2 separate regions of the Mus musculus genome follow, and region 1 is linked to region 2. A link is a loop called in an ENCODE intact Hi-C map of the cell type or tissue named here. Cell type or tissue: heart. All regions are shown on one strand.

Region 1 (8,000 bases), 180 kb before region 2:
ATTTCATTCTTTAATTAAATGCTGGCTGAAGGCCCGGGATCTATTCTGCCTGTGTAGTTCATGTTTGGTTCGGGAAGCTGCTACTTAACACAGGTTCCCCTCCCCCTCCTTGTCCTGCAGGGCCAGACCGGTCATCACGGTGGATGTCTCCATCTTCCTGCCAGGCTCCATCAACATCACAGCACCTCAGTGTCACGATGGACAACAGCCTGTGAACTGCCTGAATGTCACCGTGTGCTTCCGGTTCCATGGCAAGAATGTACCAGGAGAAATCGGTAATGAGTCACAGTGTCGGGACTCGCCAGTCTTAGCTGATGCGAGGTGACAACCCGGGGGATGCTCCAAGTTCCCTCTCACTTTGAGTCCCAGTGGGCTTTGCAGGCAGGGGGTCTTGTGGACTGGATACTCTTCCTCTGCGGCTCTGCCTTCCTCTTCCCTGCTCATTTACGTGTTTCAAGTTTCACACACCCTTCAGCTCTAGGACAAGAACCTCTTCCTGCATTCTCTCCCCAAATACATGAGGACCAGACGGGAACTCACCGGGCGGGGCAGAGTGTGGGCTGCTGAGATGGAGTGCCTGAGCATCCTCTGCATGCAACACTCCATGCATTGACATAAGGAGATGATAGGAATCTGGAGGCCGCCCACTAAGCTTGCACCATCAACTAGGTACCCGACACACAGCTGACTTTGGGATCTGGAGGTGAAGGTTTCCAGGACTCAGGTTTTTAAGAGTGTGGTGTTACTCTGGCATCTCAGAGAGTTTGGGAAAAGCTCATATTCAGTTAGACATTCTCGGACAGTCCAGGGAGATGGTGCTGCACATGGGGTTGGGCCCTCCCAAAATCAACCATCAATCAAGAACACTCTCTATTAGATATGACCACAAGGCAAAATGAGGTACATGCCTCAGTTGAGATTCCCTCTGATGATGAGAGGCAGTGTCAACTGGAGAGCTGTAGCTAATTATGGCCACTTCCGTGTGAGGTTTGTGTGCAATCTGAGTGTGAAAAGCACTACTCTGGAGTTCGTACTTATGCACAACCCCCAAACCTGCAAAGCACACCCACACGTGTAGTTCCCTCAGCTGGACTTAGGACATTCCATCCGTTACATCAACATGCTGATCAGTTGTTAGCAAACATTTCACAGGATGCTGTAAGCAATTATTATGTTGGAACGGGGAAGGGATGGGGAGTTGCCAAACCCAGGCCCTCTTGCCCGATAAATACATGCCTATACTCCCAAACCCCTGAATCTTAATTTTGTTACACATAAAAGGGATATTTTAGAGCTCTAGAAGATATGCAAGCAATAGTTCACACTGATTCTCATTCAATAACCATTTACTCAAATCTACCTGCGCCCTACACCAGGAACAGTTCCGAGCTGCAGGCCTGTGGGGAGTTCTCGTTGCTCTGTTCCTGATGTGGTGGTGGACACCACTTTTATAGTTATGATTTCGGTTCTGTAGAACATTAAAATGAGTGGCATTTGGGAGAGCGGAGAAACCGAGAAGTGAGTTTAAGGGCAAGAAGGCTCAGAGCGTGAGACTCCAGGGCTGAGTGAGGAGATGGGGTGGAGCCCCTATGCTTTCTCAACCGGTGACCCTTTCCGGGGCCACAGTCACACAACAGCTTTTCACAGACCACTAGGGTCTGAGCTTGACCATGGTCCTTAAAGTATTGAAAGGTTGTGGAAAGGCAGGCTGAGGAGCCACCTGGGCAGTGGTCAGTGGTGGGTGTTTGACCCCTGTGCATTCTCCATTCAGGTCACTTCCCTAGCCTCTGTCACATGAGTCACTGAAGACAAATGTCCCTTTGTACTCTGCGGCTCTCTAGGAATCTTTGCCATTAGCAACCAGGTTGGGGCTTGAGTTATAGCTGAGTCTTAAAGAAAGTGCTTAACATGTGTGAGACCCAGAATTCAACCCCCAGAAGCACATGTATGTGCACACATGGAAGAACTAAGATTCACGTGTGGACGATATTGAAATTGATAGGGCAGTAAGGAGAAGTCCCCTCACTTGTTTTTGTAAGATGCTGCCCTCCGGGGACAACCACCATCACTTCATCTGAATAGCAGGAACTACTCAAGGCCCCTGAGATGAGGTTGTTGTCTGTTCCCTCATAGAAGGAAGAAGAGGGAAGTCACTGGACTCACCTGAGACTCCAGCCATTTGCGTCCATACCTCTTAGCCATTTGTATGTCATTCTGCCCTAATTGCGCTTGGCCTCACAGTCTCTGGCACGCTGGAGTGGCCGTGGGAGGTCACTGGAGAGGTGAGGACCATGCAGCTGTGGGGAAGTTGTCATCTATGCTGGGGTGACACTTTCCAGAGTGGCTGTTCTGGGATCACCCACACTCCTGCAAGAACCATTCTTTCATGCTCTGTAAGTTAGCCCAACAATCCTCCTGGTTCCCTGTTGGGAATTGGTTCTCTCCCCAAGCTGGACTTTAGGGGATCATAGTTTGTTCTGGACTTTGCTTGGCCCTTGAACCCCTCTAGAAAAGGGGTAGGCTTTCATTTACATCCCTTTAGGGAATGAATTCCCAAACTATCATCTCATTTTCTTCTGTCATTTTCATGAAAATGAGGGACATCTCAATCAGAAATGGAGAATGAGCTGGCTGTGGAGCAGAGAGTTTAGAGAGAAAAATGGATGGCTGTTCTGGAAATGTGGTCATCAGTGGGGGTGGTAGCTTATTGGAGCTGTGTAAGCCAGGGCTGATGTGGCTATCCCCCATGGTCAGCAAGGAGACTCTTGGTTCCACAGAGCTAGGAAGACGGTGTCCCCAGTCTCCAGATACAGGAAGGACAGGCACCTCCAGGACAAATGGTCCTCCACCCAGGGTCATCTCCTAGGCCTCTGCATTCAGAAGGCAGAGCTGGGGGCTCTGTATTCCTTCCTACTTCTTTTTGGCGGTGGACCCCTAGCTGTCCCGGGTGTTGTCTGTGGACTGCCTGGTGATGCCTGTCTGGAAAGGTCTTCTGGACACTCGGCATGTCTGTATTCTGGGCTGTTTACCAGCAGATGGCTGCATATGGGCAGCCCCACCTGGGCACCTGAATTACAACCAAGGGTGGGGTCTTCTGTGGCATCAGTCTGGTGGGTCTTCAGTCACATGACCTGTTTGGAGGATGACTTTGGGAGCCAGAGAAGCTGTCTTGTCCCTTGGGCTTCTGCATCTTGTCCTTGGAACCTATCGGGCTTGGCCAAGTACACGTCTCTTCAATCTTGCTTCAGCAATGGGAAATCTCAACTCTCATTTGGTCACAGCAGTGTCAAGTTCAGCCTGTAGAGGGGCAATGGTGACTTCTGGGAATACTGTGAGAAATGGGATGTCCATAAGGGGTGAATTTGCCTTGGCCACTGTAATAAGCAAAATCCAGTGAGGAAACAGATTGCCGCAGTATACATTGTAAGAGGGTTTGACTCTTCTTGGAAGGGACTGAGCAGGCCGGAGAGGAAGCAGTGGTAACTGCAGAGGAGAGCTGCCATGGCTGAGTCCAAGCCAGTAGCTGTCCAGCTAGCTGCTCAGATCAGCTGCATGACATCTCCTGCGGGCTTCTGGTTAGCCATGTACACACAAACTGAAAGAGAATTTCAGGTAGAAGACAGTGACCTGTGCTTTACCAAGCTTCTGGGTGGCCTGTCAAGGTTACACTCAGTTAACTCCTTCCTTGGGGTTATCAGAACCTGAGAGTTTGTGGAAGGGACTCTGTGCAACTCCAACCCAATTCTTTAAGCAGAGAGCACTGGGTGGAACTACATACCCCTCTGAGAAAGTATGATGAGGGCTCTGGGCCATGGAGAAGAAACTAAGAAGTTGAATTATGGCTGTTGGGGCCAGCTGCCATGAAAAAAAAAGTTGTTGGTTAAGCGGATGAATAAGCATGGAGGAGAAAGGCCTTCTTACCCCTCCAGCCTTGCAGGCTCCCTGTCTCTCTCTCTCCCTCTTGTTATTGGCAGAACCTCACAGGGAGCTGTTGGCAAAACAGGTTTGTGGGATCCCAACCCTAGAAGCACAGCAGAGTGGATGGTGGGCTTGGAACTGAGAACCAAGGGCTTCATAAACCAGCAGAGAAGCATCTCGGTTCATGGGGGATCTGAAGTATGAAGGCCACGTTCCTACTCCAGAGAGCCTTGGCTCTCAGAGGCCGTTCTCCGTGCTCACCCTGGACTCTGGAAGCATGGAGGTGGGAAGATGAACCTCATCTGTGTTATTTTGGGCTCTTGGATCAGCAAAGCGTGATGAAGCTCTGCCAGACGCTGTGCTCAGCCCTGGGCACAGAGCACAGGCTCACATTCTAGCGGGAGGGGTCTCCTCACTTGCCCTTCTAGACACGTGCCAAGTGGCATGCCGGCTGGCTTCCCACTCTGGCAGCAGGCAGCCTCACGAACAGGTTTATCCCATGTTTCACTAAGCAATTGCAAACAAGAGTTCGGCTCATTCCAAAGAGTATTCTCGGATGCTTCATCCTTGGCTGCCTGTGGCTTCCTAGAGCCTCCTGACAGCCACAAAGAGAATTGATTTCTGTAACCAAGAGCGATTTGCTCCTTACCCATAGGCTATGTCTCTAGTTAGACCATAGGGTTGTCTTGGTGGTCACAGGCTTGCCCTAGCATCAGATGAAAACTTGCAAGGGCTGAGTCCCATGACATTGCTTTTTCCACCTGCTAGTTCAGGGGTTGAATCCAGGGTCTCAAGCATGCTACGAAAACCCTCGACCACAGGGCTGTGTGCCCAGCCTGTCTTTTGCTCTCTGATCCTTCACATCTCCCTGGCTTACAGACAACCTGACAAAGCTTTCCATTGAGCAGAGGCCCTATCACTGCCTGCAGACAAGCTGTCGATCCCAGCGTCCGAGGATGGCCCTCAGGTCATCCAAAGGCATAGCAGAAATATAGTCGGAAGCAGATACCTGGTACCCGCAAACCCTTTTTTTCTGACGTTAGAGGTGGTGTATCTGCTCTGGAGAGCTTTTTTTGCATGAAGAGAATTTTCCCAAAGCTTCTGGTCCCCTGAAGTGTAGGAATAGGAAACGGAGAGCCTTGTCCACGGAAGGAACGGAGTTACCTAAAAAACTAATTGCTTGCTGCTCAAGTAAATATCGCATTCTTTGGAAGAAGAGAGAGAGGGTTAAGAAAAGCCAGCAAGGTGGAAATGTCTCTTTCCCTCCTCTCCTGGGATGCGCTGAGGGAAATGAGTAAGGCTGGAAGTCAACTTTCAGAGCTGAAACCTTGTTCTGATGGAGATTTGGGAATGATTTGGTGTTGGCTGGGACAGACCAGAGCCCCAGTTGATTCAAGACAGCTGGTGCTCTCCCGGCCCCAGCCCATGTGGGGGGCCTTTGGGAACCAGCTCTGGGGCAGGGAGGGGAGGGGCATGACTGGGGACGGTCAGCTTTTCCACCACATGACATCATTCGACATGGCATAGACACAAACTGCCAGAAGGAAGAACTTGATGTGTCATGTGCTGTGAGAACCGGAGCTAACCAGAACCAGCATCCTCCCGGGCAGGGGCTTTGAGGGCTGGCTTGCATTAGGGGGTTGCTACTCAGACACCACCCTACCTCAAGCGAGCTGATTGGCTCCAGCCTAGCATGTGTGGGGCACTTGAGTGGGAGCTATTTAAAGGTCCCGCTGGAGCAGAGGGCTTCACAGTCGACCGTTTCTTCTTACTTCTGGCAGCTCCCAGACTCTCCTCACTCAGGAGTTTCTTCATGGTGAATCTTGTTTGTTTCTAGAAGGGAGAGTCAGATGAAGAATCAACCTATATAGACTTAAAATGTCAAGATAAATTCCATACCTCGTAGGAGGCAGCGCTAGAGAGGAAATGATTACCTTTGGCGGGTGGATAACCAGGTCTGTCTGGGATCAGACACTTGAACACTGGGGATAAAGCTACTAGGTTAAAGGGTTGGCACCTGAATGCCCCACTCAGAGCAGAGCTGGTGTCTCATCTATGGCTCTGTTGTTTGAACTGCAGCCTCCTACCCTTCCATGAGCCTCCAGAATCTTCACTCGTGACTGCAGTGATACTTTGAGCAGTAGGCGCTTGCAAAATACCCAGCGCGGCGTAGCAAGCCAAAGTCATTCCCCTATTCTGACTTGCCCTGGGTTAATTTAAAAATCTCCCACAATAGACTCCCAAGACAAGGGTCTCAGGGCACACCTTGGCAGAGGGATGAGCCCGGGCAGTACCAGCCTGTAAATGTGACAGAATATTGGCATAAGCAGGATTCTCCAGAGGAACAGGCCAGGGAGATTGGAAACGGGAAGAATAAGAGTATCAGGGGGTGTGGGGCGAGCTGATGGGTTTTAAGGGATTTGCTCATAGGACAATAGGACTGACAAGCCTGAATTCTGAACTAGGCAAAGATGCGGGCTGAGCTGAAGCTTTGGTTTAGATCTGTAGACAGGCTCGATGCAGAATTCCTTATTGGGGTACAGAAAGAACTTAGGGGTTTTCTTCTCAAGATTTTCAACTACTGCAGCCCACCCACATTGTGGAATTTGTTTTGCTTCATTCAAAGTTTAATAATTTAACTGTCAAACTCATTTCAAAAGACCCTTACAGAGGTGTGTAGTTCAGTGCTTGACGGGTTACCGAGGTCCAACCAAATTGGCACATAAATTAGCCATTCTAGCAAACCAAACAGGGCCTGTATGACTAAGCATGTCACCACTGTGGGTCCATTAAACTCAGTCCTGCTGGGCATCTCATGCCTCAGTGTGAGGCACCCTAAGGGGAAAGAAAACACTGTCTACCTACTGGGTGCTGCTTGGAGTCCTGGCTTCTACCATGAACTGGAAAAGTACCTTCGTGGAGACAGAGAGATTGGAAAAGGCCAAGAGGATGTGTGTTGGAGTCCACAGCTTCTGCCCTGACTTCCTGTCTTCCTGTCTTCCTTCCATTCTCTCTGAGCTCATCTGGCTGGATCACCAGGGTCTGCTGTCCCTCCCAGTTTCCTTTTCCTGGGGGGCATGAACAACCCTCACTTGTCAGCCAAGAGGATGGCTGGACAAGGGCTGTTAAAACCATGTGGCTCTAGCCACAGCCTCTGACTTGTCCCAGCAGTGGGCATTCTCCAGATGTGATCTTGCTACATAGCATCCTGAAACTCGCTTCATTTAAACATAACCTTTCATACTGTGGGGTTGTTGGTGCCTGAAATCAATGGTAGATTGCCTCAGAGTTTGGCTCTGGACCTCAGTCTGTGCTTGGTTCTGCCACTTCTGCATTCAGAGAGTAAGAGGTTTCAGGTCAGGTGAGACTGAAAAATTAAGTTCTCAGACTGTGTGGTAGGAGTAGCCAGACTAGATCTGGAGAGGTCTTGATTCTACTGAATGGCAGATGGCTCTTGGGCTGGGCTGAGTATTTCCATTTGGAAGCCTCGGGTCCCTTTGTCTCAAAAATGGAGGTTTTGTATGAGTTGACCCAGAGAATTTCTTCAAGACCTTGGCAGTCTATACACACACACTCCACTTGTAGCATCTGCTTCTACCCCGTGCTTTCTCTACAAAAGCACTTTCCCTAGATGCCCTTTTCTTAATAGTAGAACTATCTCCTGGGATGACCCATGTCCTGGGTCCCTCCTGGTGACCCAGCATCACCTTAGAATCCAGCTGTTTGTTGGGATATGCAAGTTGGGGGCATCATAGCCTTCAGTGACTAGGAATCTGCCATCTGGGCATGATGGGGAGCCATGATATGGCAGGGGCCCAGGGAAACCATTAGATACAGCAAAAGTATGCCGAGACGTAGCTAAGGACAACTGACAAATCACCTTTCTCTCTCCCTGTTCAGACTTCCCCGGTCTCGTGTCTCTTTGATGTTGCTTAAGGACACAGTCATTCCTGTGAGTTGGGCTCACCATACTTAAATACTGGCCAGGCACTGGCTTTCAGTGGCTCAGCTTCTGACAGATGGGTGTGTGGAGATGGCTTGGGGAGGGGCCTCTTGTTTGCCTCCCCACTGGTCAGCTATCT
Region 2 (8,000 bases):
CCCTGGTCAGGGAGAGTGGCTGAATTTTAGCTGCACCAGATCAGACACCCTAGAGACCCTGGGAGCCTTCAGTCTCCTGCTGAAGCAGGACCACCCTGAGCCTCCCATAAAAGTGGGTTATTTCCTGATTAAAATGATTCCCGTATAACCACAGTCAGGAGCGCAGTGGCCAAGGTTTTCATCCACCACCGACTTCAGCTTCTGCTTCCTGCCCCACATTCCACCGGGGCCAGCCTGTCATAAGGCATCAGATGCCCTGACCATCACTTCCCTGTACTCACACCACCCCAGAGACGCCCTGTGGAAGAAATTAGTTCTGGCTGTGACTCTGCCCACCGAGGCCTGGCCGTTTCTCACACATATTGCTGCTGCTCCTGGCCCCTGCCCCTCTCTGCTGGCACCTACGGCCAAGTATCACCACCATCTTCTCACACTGGGGGCTCTTGAGCAAGACCAACTAGGGTGGGTTGGCAACCAGGTTTCTCCCCCTGCCTGGAAAGCCAGAACACCAGTTTTCAGGACGCTGAGGAACTCTTGATCTGCCTCTGACTTCAGTGAGAGTCAGCGTGTCTGTCCTATAAGTTCCGAGGCTTTCTCGGCACCAACTGGGTGTGTGGTATGATGACCAAGCCTTGCGGAGGTAGGGAGTCTTCACTGGAACTTCTGTGCAGAAGACTGTCTTCTCTGGGCCTGTCAGCATTGTCCCCTCAAGGGACAAGCCAGAGAAGGGGAGTCCCACATGCGTGAGAATGAAAGGAGACAGACGATCTGAGAGCAAGAGCTCACAGAACCAAACCTCAGGTACCCACCATGTGGTTGATACTACAGTTGGAACAGGAATGAAGACCCAGAGCAATTCTCTCAAAAACAGCTCCTAAGGGGTTTTACAGCATCCTGGTGTGCTCCACAGAACCTTCTAGAAACTTCCAACAGCGGGCCATACATGAAGCCCACTTATAAGCTTGGACAGACCTAAGGTCCCAGAAGACCTGGGCTCCAGACCAGGGCTTTTGACTCTGTTAGCACGTGACTTGAATTTCTTTTTGCCTCCTAAACGCCTGTCTGAAAGGAGTGATATAAATGAGCTTTGAAATCAGGAAGCAGAAGGTTTAAGCTGTTCCTCAAATCTCATTTGCATGCCGTGGTCATCTCAGCTCAGTTTATTGAAGAACTTAATAGCCACATTTTCTGTCAGAACTTCTGCCTTAAACACTTCCCAGCCAGAGCTGTGGTAAGCCTGTGGGCCTGGCTGCTAGGCAGGAGGATGTCTTGAACCCAGGAGTTCAAGGCCATACCTGGAAACATAGTCAATAATTTCATAAAATGAAATGCCCTTTGACCATTTTTGTCCTCTAGAGAATGGAAGCAGGGAGCGTCTATGCTCAGCTGCTGTGTCAGATGCTTATAGATCTAAGACCGCTGGTTCTAACAGCTCTCTCTCTCTCTCTCTCTCTCTCTCTCTCTCTCTCTCTCTCTCTCTCTCTCTCTCCAGGTGAGCCAAGAGAAGGGTAACTGCTCTCTACAAAGAAACCCGACCCCCTGCATCATCCCTCAAGAACAAGAGAACATCTTCCACACCATATTTGCTTTCTTCTCCAAGTCTGGAAGAAAAGTGTTGGTAAGAAGTCACTTGGTGACGGGAGCCATGATGGTGGGCCTCACAGGGAAGGCATGTCGGAGATGAGAGGCCAGTCTTCTACTTGGCGCTTCTTATTTCTCAAATCCAGTTTTCACTGGTTAACTCAAAAAGCCTTGAGGACTATAATCAATCCCTATTTTTCAGCCCAGGGTTTCCCTCACAAATCTATATTCCAAACGCCATTGCATGACTAACAGAAATCCTAAACAACCTGCTGTCAGGAAGCAAACGATTTCTTCTCCTAGAAGGAATCTACAGTGCAATGGGGAAACCTCCTAGCGGTTTCTATTAAAATTAAACATGTATGTATTACACAACCCAGAAAAATGTACCATTTCTGGGTCTATCCCCAAGAAGTGAATGCACGTATTGTTGAAAGACACAGGAATATTTGAAACAATTTTAGAGTAGCCAAAAACAGAACAATTCAGATAGCTATCAACAGTACAACGAATAGACGAGCATATCCATACACATGAATATTATAGAACTACAAAAAATAAATGTAACTAATAGTATTCCATACACTATGCAGCATAAGTAAGTCTCACAGAAATTACACTAAATGAAAGACGAATAAAGAACATTCTGGAATGTGTGTAAGGAGTTCAGAAGTAGTAAAGATGGCAAAAAGATAGCATGGTCAGGTTGGTTCTCCAGTGAAAACATGAAAGACATACATGAAACATACATAATACCTATGTAAAATATATCAATATAATACTTAGAATTTGTTCTTTTTACTGTGTGTGTCCTACCTCATCAGAGCTTTTTCAGGGTCCCTTTTCCTGCATCCTGATTACTTTCACTGAGGGCTTTACTTCCACCTAAGCACACCCCACACTCACTTGAACACCTCTCCCGCCCCTTGGAGAGCTCAGCTGCCTGCTATTGGAGACTTAGATTTTTTTTTCACTTGCATACTGTTTTGCTTTGCTTTGTTTGTTTGTTTGTTTGTTTGTTTGTTTGTTTGCTTGCTATGACATTATACCCTGGCAAAAGCAACTTAGGAGAGAAAGAGTTGACTTTAGCCCACAATTCCTAGGGCTCAATTCATCACTGTGCAGAAGTCAGGAGATACCCAGTCACCTTGCATCCACAGTGAAAAAACAGAGAGGGTAAAATTAAGTCATTTCTGCTGTGCTCAGCTCACTTTCTCTATTCTCACACAGTTCTGGACCCCCTGCCTAGGGAATGGCGCCACCCACAGTGAGCAGGTCTTCCCACATCAATCAGTATAGTGGAGATAGCCCCTCACAGACCACCCTGATCCCTCATTGAGACTGTCTTCCTAGGATTCTAGATTATGTCAAGCTAACCAGTGGCCCACATAGCAAGGATAGCCTATCTTTGTAAAGGCCCTAGGGGACAGTTAGATATAGTGACATCGGCTGTGTCTTCCATACACGCTGAAATGTCAAGCTGAAAATGTCTCCTGCGATTGAAGCTTCATACAGGTACACACACACACACACACACATATACGCACACATCCATACTTTATATATAAGATACACTTCCAAACACAAAAGAAAAATTCCTCCTTGGTCATTGGAATAAACTTCCCCTTGGCGGCGTATGCGTCACCGAGTCATATAGCTTCTTTGTTCTTTAAGCACCCACCCCTGCCCCACCCACTAAACAGGAGCATGGTGTCTGCCTGCCAAGGCATGGACCCAGAATCCGCTGTAGTTGGAAAGTCTTCCTGTTTAAAAACTCACGAAAGTACACAGGGATATCTAAATGTTTCTTTTGGAGAAGAATTGATTCTCCTGGTGAAATTCAACTTTTTGGTAGGATTAACCGCATAACCACCTTATGTCTACTTGTGGACTCCCCCAAACACAGGAGACCAGAGCCCTAGTGTTCAACTAGGCCAGAAAACCTTCTACCGCCCTCTGCTGGTGACAGAGCAAAATTACATCTTCTTTAGTTTGGTGGGGCAGGGTATGTTAGTTATAGTTTGGTTTTTTTTGTTTTTGTTTTTAAAGCTACTCCATATACCAGTACAATTTATATATTAAATAACAGTAATTGAACTGGGTGATATAGTTTTAAACAGAAGAAATCATGGAAATAATTCAGGTTACACAATCCCTCCCTCCATACCATATTTGTTTAAAAATCACTTTTCTAAATCCATTGATGGGACAGGTGTGTTCAGTGACCGAACACACCTAATTCCTATTTTACTCTGTATTTTGGAGCTGGGATGGAATCCTGGGCCCCAGACAAGCTGGGCAGGAAGTCTGACATTAGCCACTCCACGGGCCCCATCTCTTCCTCCTGATTTTGCCTCAGTTAACATAACAGACACTCTGCACTATAGATGGCTTTGGATGGTCTCTGTCTCTTAATTCCATCTGGGAATTTTTCTCCTCAGGACTGTGAAAAGCCAGGGAGCTTCTGCCTAACGTTGCACTGCAACCTTAGTGCTCTTCCGAAAGAGGAGAGCCGCACCATCAACCTATACATGCTACTGAACACAGAGATACTGAAGAAGGTGAGTCCCCGGGCTGCGCTCTCAGCGGTTACCCAGAATCCCTTGGAATCCGTTCCCAGAACACACGGGCTGCCCCTTATCAAACTTTCCCAGCATGCACCACTGGCGATTCGTCCATCAGACGTTGCCAAGAAACAGTATCAGACCCTCAGTGTTCACCTTAATCCAAGGACTGGCGGTGTCACCGAGAGTATCCTAGCATCTTTACCGAGTTCTAGCATCTTCAGCTTCCCGGGTTCTCATCTGCCCCTCCGCGCTGTTGCTCTTTCCTTTTCCTTGGGCTAAGCTGTAGGGCGCCCTGTGGCGGCTGCGTGCCTTCAGGTCCAGGCAGAGGTAGACGGATCTCTCAGTTTGAGGACATCCTCTCGAAAAAGCAAATATCTCCTTGGGCTTATAAAACCTCAGATTCAGTGGGGGATGAAACCTGAGATGGTACTGACAAGCTTATAAATCCTGCTGATTTGGAGACCATGTTTTGTTCTGATTTTGATCAAAGGTCGCCCTTTTCTGTCATGGGCTAGCAAGAACAGTTTTAGGCTTTATGGGCCAGAATCATGCGTGGTCAGGCCTTTGACCTTGTGGCTTACTGTGGTCACCTGTGACAGACAGGCTTGAGAGGCTCATCAGCTTTCAAAAACAACACACAATAAACAAGTTTTAAACAGGTTGATTTTGTGTTAGGCTGCCCATGTTCATAGCTACATGCTACACTGTAGCTATGCTAACTTAATCGTTTGCAACAGTTTAACTCTGTCAGCAGCCACAGTGTGGACTATATCCAAATGCAGGGCATGTTCTTAATAAAACTTTATTTACACAAGCAGACAGAGGGCCAGATTTGACCCATGAAGCCTTAGTTTGCCTGATCACTTGTTCAAATGATCCCTCAAAGCAGTTGGGCCCGTGAACCTCAGAACACTTTGCTACTGTGAGTTTATCAAATATGGTTCCAAATCTCTCAGTCAGTCAGCAAACCAGTGGCCCTTAATAAAGGTTTGCTCTGATTTGTTTTAAGATAAGAGCTTGCTGGTTCAAGAGGCTGTGCGCCACAGGATGCTATAGAAATAGTTGGATATGAAGGTAAAAAGAATATGCATGTTAGCCTCAGAGTTCCTTTTTAGTTTTATTTGAAAAGACTAAACATGCAAGACGTATACAAAGCCATCGGGGCTGTCCACAGGTGAGAAGCGTCAGCGCTGTCTCGTGGTCAGCTTTGAATTAGCCCCAGCAGTGATGCGGCAGCCTGAGAAGATGCAGTTGTTGGGGGGAGGGGTCTGCTTGTTTTCCCCGCCTCTCTGTAGCTATTACAGTCTCCACACACCGTGGAAAGCTGGACACCATCTGGTTCCCTAGTTTGGAAACTAGTTTGGAGGAAGTTGGGCTCCCACTCAGGGCTTCCCTGTTCTTGATATAGGTCAGCGTTGTTAGCAGAGGCCAGGTGTGAGCTTCATCTACCATCGCCCTTCCACGAGTCCCTCCCTGACGTGGTTCACTAGGAGTCAACATACTTTCTCCCTGGTCCATCTTAGCCAATGCTGCTGACAGCTCATTTCCCATGAACTTGCTCATCACTGCCCCCAGAGTGATGGCACTGGTTGTCCTGCCTCTCTGTCTGTCTGTCTCTCTCTCTCTCATCCAGTAGTGACACTTAACCAAGGACTCCATCCCAGAAACATTGTTCCCACTGGTCGGGCAAACCAGTGGAGCCCCAGGCAAAAGAGGGTGACATCTCTGGGTTGTCATACAGCAGAAACTTAGGCATAGAGTGTGCCTTGAGTCTGAAGCACTGTCAGGCCTGGACCTTATAAGGCATAGCGCCTTTGGGGGTTGACCAGATGGCTCCAGGGCCATTGGGTCTCCCTGGGGACTTGGATCAACATGGACCTTGTGGCTGGCCTCCGCCTAGGGTTGTTTATTTTCCTTTGACCTCAAGGTCTGGCTCCAGACAAGGGAATCTGAGGTTTTATTGTTTTAACCTCCACTAGTTTTCATGTAGAATGTTGGGTCTATTTTTTTTTTTAATTTTCAGAGGATAGGATTTCTTTGGCAGTGTCCCTAAGGCCTTTTTCACAGCCACCAGGGGCCTACTATACACCAGCCCTTCATCTCCTTGGCCTCTAACCTAACCGTTATTGTCACTGTTAATATCTACGGTGGTAACACCGATGATTTATAATAAAAATACAGTATGAGAGGACAGCTCTACAGCTCAGTGGGTAAAGGGGCTTGCTGCCAAGCCTGACTGACTTACTCCATCCCCACAACCCACATGATGGAAGGAGAAAAAGGACCGATAAAAATTGTCTACTGATCTCTCATGTAGGCTGTAGCCTGTACATGACCCCCAATAATTCCCACACTAAATTAAGTAATTAATTAAGTGTAAAATCAATAGAAGGCCAGAGGATACAGGAAACTAAAATTTATAAAACTAGTAAATTGCTGGAAGATTTTTATGAAGCAGAAATATTCTTTTGAATGACAGTCCTCCCAGAAGCTTTTTAAAGTATTTTTCTATTAAGGAAGAGAGTGGTTAAAAAAAAAGAAAAGAAAAAAGAAAGGAAGAAAAGGAAGGAAGGAAGGAAGATGGGGGAGCTGGAGAGATGACTCAGCAGTTAAGAGCACTGACTGTTCTTCCAGAGGACCAGAGTTCAATTCCCAGCAACCACATGGTGGCTCACAACTGCCTGTAACTCCAAATCCAGGGGCTCTGATGCCCTCTTCTGGCCTCTGCGGGCACCTGCACTCCTGCACATACTCCCCACACACAAATAGCAGACACACAGAAATATATATAATTACCATTAATATTTTTAATAACAAAGTTCAGTTTGACCAATGCATATATAGTTCTCAAGTTCAAGTGGGCCTTACACATAGGAGCCCAGCACTCCCATGGGTGTCTGGAGATATCCCACTGCATCTCATTCCTATGGACAACTGAGAGATGTTTATGTTTAAAACTCTTAAGCTGTTGTTAACTGGGGTCTTTTGTTGTTTGTTTGTTTTGTTCTGTTTTTAAGAATAATTTGTACACAACTCCTATGTAAAGTACTACGTCAAGGATGTCCTTGTTCCAACCCAGGGTGGGCTCTGTGGTTTCCTGGGTGATGAGCAAGGGGTCCCCTTATAACTTAACATCTAGAGCAATGTTTCTCAACCTGTGAAACACAACCCCTTTTGGAGTTAAACAACCCTTTCACAGGAGTTGCCTGAAACCATCTGCATATCAGATATTTACATTATGACTCGTAACAGTAGCAAAAGTATTTAATTAGTAACAGAAATAAATTCCATGGTTGGAGTAACCACAGCATGTGGGACTGCCTTACAGGGCTGCAGCGTTGGGAAGGGTGAGGACCACTGATTTATATAGAGAGGTCTTTGTTGTTTCTGTGTGCATTGGGCCACTGTAGGTCAAAGCTGGCCACTGACTGTGAAGTCTGTCTCAGTCCATTTTCTGTGTCCCAGGGGGCATGGGACCAGGAACGAACGTATAAACGATAAAAGTGCCTTTGACTTCTCCAGACTCAGGCCTGGAGGATGAGAAGTTCAAGGACAGGGTGCGAGGATTCAGCCTCTGGTGGGAGCCTTGAGCTACAGGGTAGCACAGCAGGCCTTTCTACTTCTTAGAAAACTGCCACCACAGCATCGTGCAACAACCTCTTCCTGGAACACACACACACACACACCTCTGGAAGGAAATCCACAACAAACCAAAGTAATGATTGGGCCAAAGTTTAACCTGGTGAACCAGTGAATATTTGTTGTGGTTCCTACAGATGTATAGATGTTTGGCCACTTACAGTAGCCAAGATGACTCCAAACAGCATTGATGAAAAGCCCATCCCCCGACCC

Evidence for each region. Hi-C counts contacts between places; a loop is a spot of excess contacts. Peaks named below come from ENCODE experiments on the same cell type or tissue, not always from the same donor. Only the 100,000 strongest peaks of a DNase experiment are listed, where the experiment ranks them.
Region 1: a loop joins it to region 2, with 2.0 times the contacts of the local background. A loop is called at or near these places in 9 of 42 quality-filtered maps.

What each region holds. Positions count from the first base shown.
Region 1 is chr9:118,689,150-118,697,149 of GRCm38, forward strand. It overlaps Itga9 (integrin alpha 9), which reads left to right. Exons shown (of 28, transcript NM_133721.2): 14 at 121-275. Among named protein-coding and RNA genes, the nearest start is that of Itga9, 86 kb to the left of the region's middle. In heart, no CTCF peak of the experiment used is centred here; DNase peaks (open chromatin) are centred at 192, 4,302 and 5,452; H3K27ac peaks cover 1,299 bases; H3K27me3 peaks cover 648 bases.
Region 2 is chr9:118,867,799-118,875,798 of GRCm38, forward strand. Itga9 (integrin alpha 9) reads left to right here. Exons shown (of 28, transcript NM_133721.2): 24 at 1,493-1,618; 25 at 4,023-4,142. Among named protein-coding and RNA genes, the nearest start is that of Gm51695, 15 kb to the right of the region's middle. In heart, CTCF peaks have their summits at 3,537 (motif pointing left), 3,737 and 6,882 (motif pointing left); a DNase peak (open chromatin) is centred at 5,963; H3K27ac peaks cover 255 bases; H3K27me3 peaks cover 235 bases.